Regions from separate parts of the Homo sapiens genome. Here region 2 is linked to region 1. The links are chromatin loops, found by intact Hi-C in ENCODE. Cell type or tissue: MCF 10A. All regions are shown on one strand.

Region 1 (4,000 bases):
GGGTCACAGAGAAGAATCTGACTTGTTAAGATTCCAAGGACTTGCTAAGTTTCTCCCAGTTTATTACCATTAGATCACACCCTTTTTCCTGTCATATTTCTCCACAACTACCCATTCTTCATCAAACCTAGCATTAAAAAAAACCCACACACAACCCTCAGGTTTAATGGTTTCTTCAGATTTTTATTTCTGTATGAAGTCTCCAAGTCATGTAAAACTTACATTAAATAAATTTGCGGGCTTTTCTCTTATTAATCTGCATGTTGTTACAGGGACCTTAGCCATGAACCTAAAATAGGTAGAAGGAAAGATATTTTTCCTTCCCTATGAGGTAAAGTAACTTTCCCAAAAACACACTGCTAATAAGTGGCAGAAATGGGGTTTGAACAAGGATTCTGAATATAGACCACCACCCTCCTTATCCATTATATGGCATATTTATAACACCTGACCCTCCAACCAACTAATCGACCTGGGCCTTGTCTGAAAGGCAATGGAGGTTCTAATTATTTTTGTATGTGATTAAAATAAATGTTCTTCCTTCGGATATCCATATAGCTAATTCCCTCACATCTGTATGGAATAAATTACGTCCCTCCCCAAATTTATATGTTGAATCCCTAATCCCCAGCATTCAGTGCAGTATCCGACACACAGCAAGTGATCAATAAATAAATGACAAGAAGAAAGAAAGCTCAGGAATTGACTGAGTCTTCCTCAGACCAAACTCCATGGGACAGGAAGGAGGCAGGGCTGAGCCAAGAAGAGGGACCTGGCTTATGCTTAGAAATGGGGTAAGCATGATGACAAATTACAGCTTCAACAAAAGATCAGGGTAGCTGGAGTCAGAAAGGCAAATTCATCCAAACCAAGAAGGCATCTTAAGACGCTAAAAACTGAAGAGCATGAAGGAAGCCAAAGACTAATTCTGCCATAGATCTGGTTGTTAAGCCTCGTGGCTCTTTTTTTTTTTCTTTCTTTTTTTGAGATGGAGTCTCGCTCTGTCACCCAGGCTGGAGTGCAGTGGCGGTCTCGGCTCACTGCAACCTCCACCTCCCGGGTTCACGCCATCTTACCTCAGCCTCCCGAGTAGCTAGGACTACAGGCGCCCGCCACCACGCCCGGCTAATTTTTTGTATTTTTAGTAGAGACGGGGTTTCACCTTGTTAGCCAGGATGGTCTCGATCTCCTGACCTCGTGATCCATCCACCTCGGCCTCCCAAAGTGCTGGGATTACAGGCGTGAGCCACCACGCCCGGCCAGCCTCCTGGCTCTTAATCCTCTGCTCACCTCACCTGCTCAGGTGTTGCCTCCAGAATGCTTTAAAGTATTCTGTTCTGACACTCTTTTGACCTTAGCCCAGGCAGGATTGATGGTGATCTAAGGAAAGATACGCAAGTCTACTCAGCTCCTTCAAAAGTTTCCTTCTGCCTGAGCATAGTGGCTCATGCCTATAATTCCAGTGCTTTGGGAAGCTGAGGCAGAACAACCGCTTAAGCCCAGGAGCTGAAAACCAGCCTGGGCAACATAGCAAGACCCTGTCTCTATAAAAAACAAAAATTAGCTGGGTATGGTGGCACATGCCTGTGGTCCCAGCTACCAGGGAGGCTGAGGTGGGAGGATTGCTTGAGCCTCAGTTCAAGTTCGAGGCTTCAGTGGGTTATGATTGCACCACTGCATTCCAGCCTGGGTGACAGAGTGACACCCCATCTCTAAAAGAAAAAAAAAAGTTTCCTTCCCTTCTAGAACTTCAGAGTTTTAGAAAAGAAAATCCTTAGCGTGCTCTTCCAGGTGACAGCTCAAGGAGTCTCTTCAGACTCCACTGGAAATCTCTTGCTTGGGCCAACCTTCCCCTACTGTCCATCCCTTTGCCACTTGAATTTCACCTCTCTCCATGGTCCCTTTTGATGGCATCTTAGTTGTGGTTTTTACTCCGAGGTACTGTCTCTTGAATTACTTTACTCAGCAGTCTCTGAGCAGCCCAACCCTGCATCCCGGGCTCCTGCCCCTGCAGGAAGGGATTTAGCGAAAAGGAATAAAAAGAATATCTGTAATACACCCCTTCTTCCAGCAACCTCCCACACTCACACCTCTTCTTCAACACAAGGGGGTGCTACTCACATGGTCATTTTACACTATTCTGCACTACACAAACTTCATTGTGATGTTCTTCACCCCCATACCTCCATCAGCCACAACTCTTGAAGAAATGTTTATGAAAGCCTAAATCTAGGATTCCCCCTGAAATGTGGATGAATTTTACACCAGTTCCTTAAGTTGAAAAATATTTGCCATTAATGAGGGCTTAAACCTTACCTGTAGAAATAATTTGCAATACAAGAAAAGGGTCAGGGAAATTTTTTAACTCCATAGAGTATGGGACTAAATCCATGTATTTACTTCCAAGCCAGGCAAGTAGAGGGGACTCTATTCTGATCTAAAATGAGAAGAGAAAAATGCTTCTCTCAAGGAAGAGGTTGTTTGTGGCAGTGAAGGGAGAAGCAAGAGGATCAATGTTGAGGGTCAGCAGATGAAAAGAAAGGAAGTAAGCCAGGAGCTGCCCAAGCTGATCAAGAAAGACTCACAGCTTCTCACGAGGTGGCATCCTCCAACTCCCAAACTCTGAAGGCCTCCAGCTCCACATCTCATTACCTTCCTCCCAATCATCTTCTAGGGAGAATTTTCTGCCCTAGGCTACAGAGGCTCAGAAATGAGGGAAGTTGGGGAAAGGAAGATTCCCCCATGCCTGGCATCCTTAGCTGGTCCCACACATCTTCCTATAAAAATACTCTTCATGGGCCAGGTGCAGTGGCTCAAGCCTGTAATCCCAGCAGTTTGGGAGGCCGAGGCGGGTGGATCACAAGGTCAGGAGTTCAAGACCAGCCTGGCCAACATGGTGAAACCCCGTCTCTTCTAAAAATACAAAAATTAGCTAGGCATGGTGGTACACACCTGTAATCTCAGCTACTGGGGAGGCTGAGGCAGAAGAATTGCTTGAACCCAGGAGATGGAGGTTGCAGTGAGCCGAGATCGTGCCACTGCACTCCAGCCTTGGTGACAGAGCAAGACTCCATCTCAAAAAAAAAAAAAAAAAAATGAGGTGGTCAAGTCCTGTAATTCTGGAACTCTACTTCAGAGGATTATGGATTAAACCTAGCTAACCACCAGGCAGACATAATGTGGTTACTATGGAGAACGCATCCTGAGTCCCACAGAACTTACTTCTGCAAACGAACCGCTGGAATTCTGCCATTCTGACATGGGGACTGCTTGTGTAACCCTCAAATGAGGGAGGAAGATGTATTGACATCTTTTGGACCTGTTAGATTCATAAGACAAGGAATAATTTTGTATCCTTTTTGCTTGAGAGCTTTTCATATTGCCTTTTGATCATTCTGGAGATCAAGAAATACGTTCCCTTCCTTCTGGTCAGGTTTTAAAGAATTCTGAGGCCTCTGGCTGGCACATTCACTGATTCCTATAGAATCAAAGCCATGATTTTGAGTCTCACTTGCTTAGAAATGTAAAGGAATGAGTAAAAGTCGGAAGGAAGTTTAATTTTAGCTTCTTTGGGCTTTTTGATCATGAAAACTAAAGCATATCTGATACAAATACACTTTACTGAAGTTCAGAGAGTTAAGTTTGTCTAAATTCAAATTATTAAACTGCATTTTAGCTGCTTTAGCATAACTGTGTGAAAGAGCACGTGAAACAGAGAGAAAATGACTCATGCAGTCTTCTCAGTGAAGCTGAAAGTCTAGTTAACCCTGAAAAGATGCCATTACTAAGTGAGCTCTAGCTCATTGTTTATATGCAAGCTAGGCCACCAAATCATATTTATCCTTTTTGGGAGGCCCTTAGCAAAACAATGGAATCAATTTCTAGTACATGAGAATATTTCCACACTGCAAGTTTTTCTGAAAAAAAGAAACTACATCATGATTTGAAAACAGGCTTTTTCATATGACACTTCAGTAACAAACATTTTCACATGTAAGAA
Region 2 (4,000 bases), 390 kb after region 1:
CGAAGCAGGTGGATCACCTGAGTTCAGGAGTTCGGAGCCTGGCTAACGTGGCAAAACCCCATCTCTACTAAAAATACCAACAATTTGCTGGGCATGGTGGCAGGTGCCTGTAATTCTAGCTACTCAGGAGGCTGGGGCATGAGAATCACTTGAACCCGGGAGGCAGAGGTTGCAGTGAGGGAGATCACACCATTGCACTCCAGCCTGGGCAACAAGACCAAAACTCCCTCTCAAAAACTAAACTAAACTAAACTAAACTAAACTAAACTAAACTAAACTAAAAAACAGATGCTGGCCGGGCCTGGTGGCTCACACCTGTAATCCCAGCACTTTGGGAGGCCGAGGCAGATGGATCAGCTGAGGTCAGGAGTTTGAGACTGGCCTGACCAACATGGAGAAACCCCGTCTCTACTAAAAATACAAAATTAGAAGGGCATGGTGGCACATGCTGTAATCCCAGCTACTCGGGAGGCTGAGGCAGGAGAATCGCTTGAACCTGGGAGGCGAAGGTTGCAGTTAGCAGAAACCATGCCACTGTACTCCAGCTTGGGCGACAGGTCCTCACTCTGTCCCCCAAGCTGGAGGGCAATGGCAAGATCAGAGGTCACTGGAGTCTCGACCTCCCAAGGCTCAGGTGATCCTCCTGCCTCAGCACCCTGGAGTAGCTGGGACCACAGGTGGGCACCACCACGCCCAGCTAATTTATTCATTTACTTATTTCAAGACAGAGTCTCGCTCTGTCACCAAGGCTGGAGTGCAGTGGCATGATCTTGGTTCAAGCAATTCTCCTGCTTCAGCCTCTTGGGTAGCTAGGATTACAGGGGCATGCCACCACGCCCAACTAATTTTTCTTTTCTTTTCTTTTCATTTTTTTTTTTTGAGAGACAGGGTTTCACCGTGATGGCCAGGCTGGTCTTGAACTCCTGACCTCAGGTGATCCACCAAAGTGCTGGGATTACAGGCATGAGCTATCACGCCTGGCCGCCCAGCTAATTTCTATATTTTTTGTAGAGATGGGGTTTCCCCATGTTTGCCCTGGCTGGTCTCGAAATCCTGGGCTCAATTTATTCTCCCACCTCAGCCTCCCACCTGAGCCTCCCAAAGTGCTGGGATTACGGGCATGAGCCTCCACATCCGGATTTTTTCCTTTGCAGATCTATATGTAGATATTCCTAATTATTATTATTTTGAGACAGAGTCTCACTCTGTCACCTAAATTGGAGTGCAGTGGTGAAATCTCTGCTCACTGCAACCTCTGCCTCCTGGGTTCAAGCGATTCTTGTGCCTCAGCTTCCCGAGTAGCTGGGATTACAGGCGCCCACATCCATGCCCAGCTAATTTTTGTATTTTTAGTAGATATGGGGTTTCACCATGTTGGCCAGGCTGGTCTTGAACTCCTGTCCTCAGGTGACCTGTCCCCCTGCACCTCCCAAAGTGCTGGGATCACAGGTGTGAGCCACCGTGCCTAGCCATTTTTTTCCTAATTAATTTGTGACCCAGAAAATCCTGTTTAAAATCTGCCATCTAGTGTGGGATTTGTAAAATGACAAATCACTGGACACAATCATGTGTTTACACTAAGGCTTCACTCCTGGACACCAGGTTTAAAACTTCTCAGCATCAAATAACATTATCCAGTAAAGTAGCATTAAATGTGGTTACCCATTTGGTTTTACTCACAGTTTTAGATAGCTAGATAGATAGATATGAGTATATTGATATGCAGGGTAGATTTTTTTTTTTTTTTTTGCAAGTTAGAGCTTTTGATCAGCAGGATATGGTAGTATTAGAAACCTTTAAATAGCCCAGTAAGCTGGAAGGAATGTGGCTCACAATTGTAATCCCAGCACTTTGGGAGACCAAGGAGGAAGGATTGCTAGGAGTTCGAGACTGCCCTGGGCAACATAGCATGACCCCCATCTCTAAAATAAATAAAAATGAATAAATAGCAAAGTAAAAGCTATCTCATAATTAATTTTTATTATTTATTTTTATTTATTTATTTTTGAGACGGAGTCTCACTCTGTTGCCAGGCTGGAGTGCAGTGGTGTGATCTTGGCTCACTGAAACTTCTGCCTCGTGGGTTCAAGTGATTCTCCTGCCTCAGTCTCCCAAGCAGCTGGGACTACAGGCGCGCGCCACCACACTCAGCTAATTTTTGTATTTTTAGTAGAGACGGGATTTCACCATTTTGGCCAGGATGGCCTCGATCTCTTGACCTCAGGTGATCTGCCTGCCTTGGCCTCCCAAAGTGCTGGAATTACAGGTGTGCGACACCACACCCAGCCTAATTTTTTGTTTTGTTTTGTTTTGTTTTTTTGAGACAGAGTCTTGCTCTGTTGCCCAGGCTGGAGTGCAGTGATGCAATCTCGTCTCACTGCAAGCTCCGCCTCCCGGGTTCACGCCATTCTCCTGCCTCAGCCTCCCTAGCAGCTGAGACTACAGGCGCCCGTCACCCCACCTGGCTAATTTTTTGTATTTTTAGTAGAGATGGGGTTTCACCGTGTTAGCCAGGATGGTCTTGATCTCCTGACCTTGTGATCCGCCCACCTCGGCCTCCCAAAGTGCTGGGATTACAGGCGTGAGCCACTGCGCCTGGCCTTTCACCCGGCCTAATTTTTATTTATTTATCCTTGAGATGAAGTCTTGCTCTGTTGCCCAGGATCTAGTGCAGTGGCACGATCTTGGCTCACTGCAACCTCCATCTCCTGGGTTCAAGCGATTCTCCTGCCTCAGCCTCCGGAGTAGCTGGGATTACAGGCGCGCGCCACCACATCCAGCAAATTTTTCTATTTTTAGTAGAGATGGGGATTCACTATGTTGGCCTGGCTGGTCTCGAACTCCTGACCCCAAGTGATTCGCCCACCTCAGCCTCCCAAAGTGCTGGGATTACAGGCATGAGCCACTGTATCCAGCCAGTAGTATAATTATTTTCTTTTTTTTTGAGACGGAGTCTCACTCTGTTGTCCAAGTTGGATTGCAGTGGGAGGATCTCGGCTCACCACAAACTCTGCCTCCCAGGTTCAAGTGATTCTGCCTCAGTCTCCTGAGTAGCTGGGACTACAGACGCATGCCACCATGCCTGGCTAATTTTTGTATTTTTAGTAGAGATAGGGTTTCACTATGTTGGCCAGGCTGGTCTCAAACTCCTGACCTCATGATCCGTCTACCTTAATTTTTGTTTTCAACTATGAAATATATTTTTAAAAACTCAGGCCAGGCACAGTGGCTCACACCTGTAATCCCAGCATTTTGGGAGGCTGAGGCGAGTAGATCATGAGGTCAGGAGAATGGGAGCATCCTGGCCAACATGGTGAAAACCCATCTCTACTAAAAATACAAAAATTAGCCAAGGTGGTGGTGCGTGCGTGTAGTCCCAGCTACTCAGGAGGCTGAGGCAGCAGAATCGCTTGAACTAGGGAGGCGGAGGTTGCAGTGGGCAGAGATTGCGACACTGCACTCCAGCCTGGGCAACAGAGCGAGACTCTATCTCAAAAAACAAAAAACAAAAACAAAAACTCAAGAGGAAAAGAATATTCTATTTACCCGGGTACATGCTATTTACTCGGGTATTTAGCCTTTTTATTGTTCTTCATTCATTTCTTATGTTCCTAGCTTCCTTCTGATGTAATTTCTCTTATATCTGAACTTATGGCAATTTATTCAGAGGAGTTTTGTTTGCAACACATTCTCTTAGTTTCCTTGTATCTAAGCATGTCTTTATTTCATCTTTATTCCTGAAGAATATTTTCATTGAATTTTGAGGTGGCAGCTCTTTTTTTTTTTTTTTTTTGTCTTTTGGTGACACTTTTTATTCAGCACTTTTTTTTTTTACTTTTTAAAAATAATAGAGACAGGGTCTAACTATGTTTCCCAGGCTGATTTTGAACTCCTGGTCTCAAGGGATTCACCTGCCTTGGTCTCCCAAAGTGCTGGGATTATCCACGTGAGCCATCATGCCTGGCCTGTTAAGCATTTTAAAATGTTGTTACACACACAC

The links. Peaks named below come from ENCODE experiments on the same cell type or tissue, not always from the same donor. Only the 100,000 strongest peaks of a DNase experiment are listed, where the experiment ranks them.
Region 2: a loop joins it to region 1, with 10 times the contacts of the local background. A loop is called at or near these places in 16 of 110 quality-filtered maps.

The regions. Positions count from the first base shown.
Region 1 is chr9:6,352,186-6,356,185 of GRCh38, forward strand. No RefSeq gene overlaps it. Among named protein-coding and RNA genes, the nearest start is that of TPD52L3, 26 kb to the left of the region's middle. In MCF 10A, a CTCF peak has its summit at 2,116 (motif pointing right); a DNase peak (open chromatin) is centred at 2,116.
Region 2 is chr9:6,737,902-6,741,901 of GRCh38, forward strand. It overlaps a transcript of KDM4C not described here. Among named protein-coding and RNA genes, the nearest start is that of KDM4C, 18 kb to the right of the region's middle. In MCF 10A, a CTCF peak has its summit at 1,528 (motif pointing left); no DNase peak of the experiment used is centred here.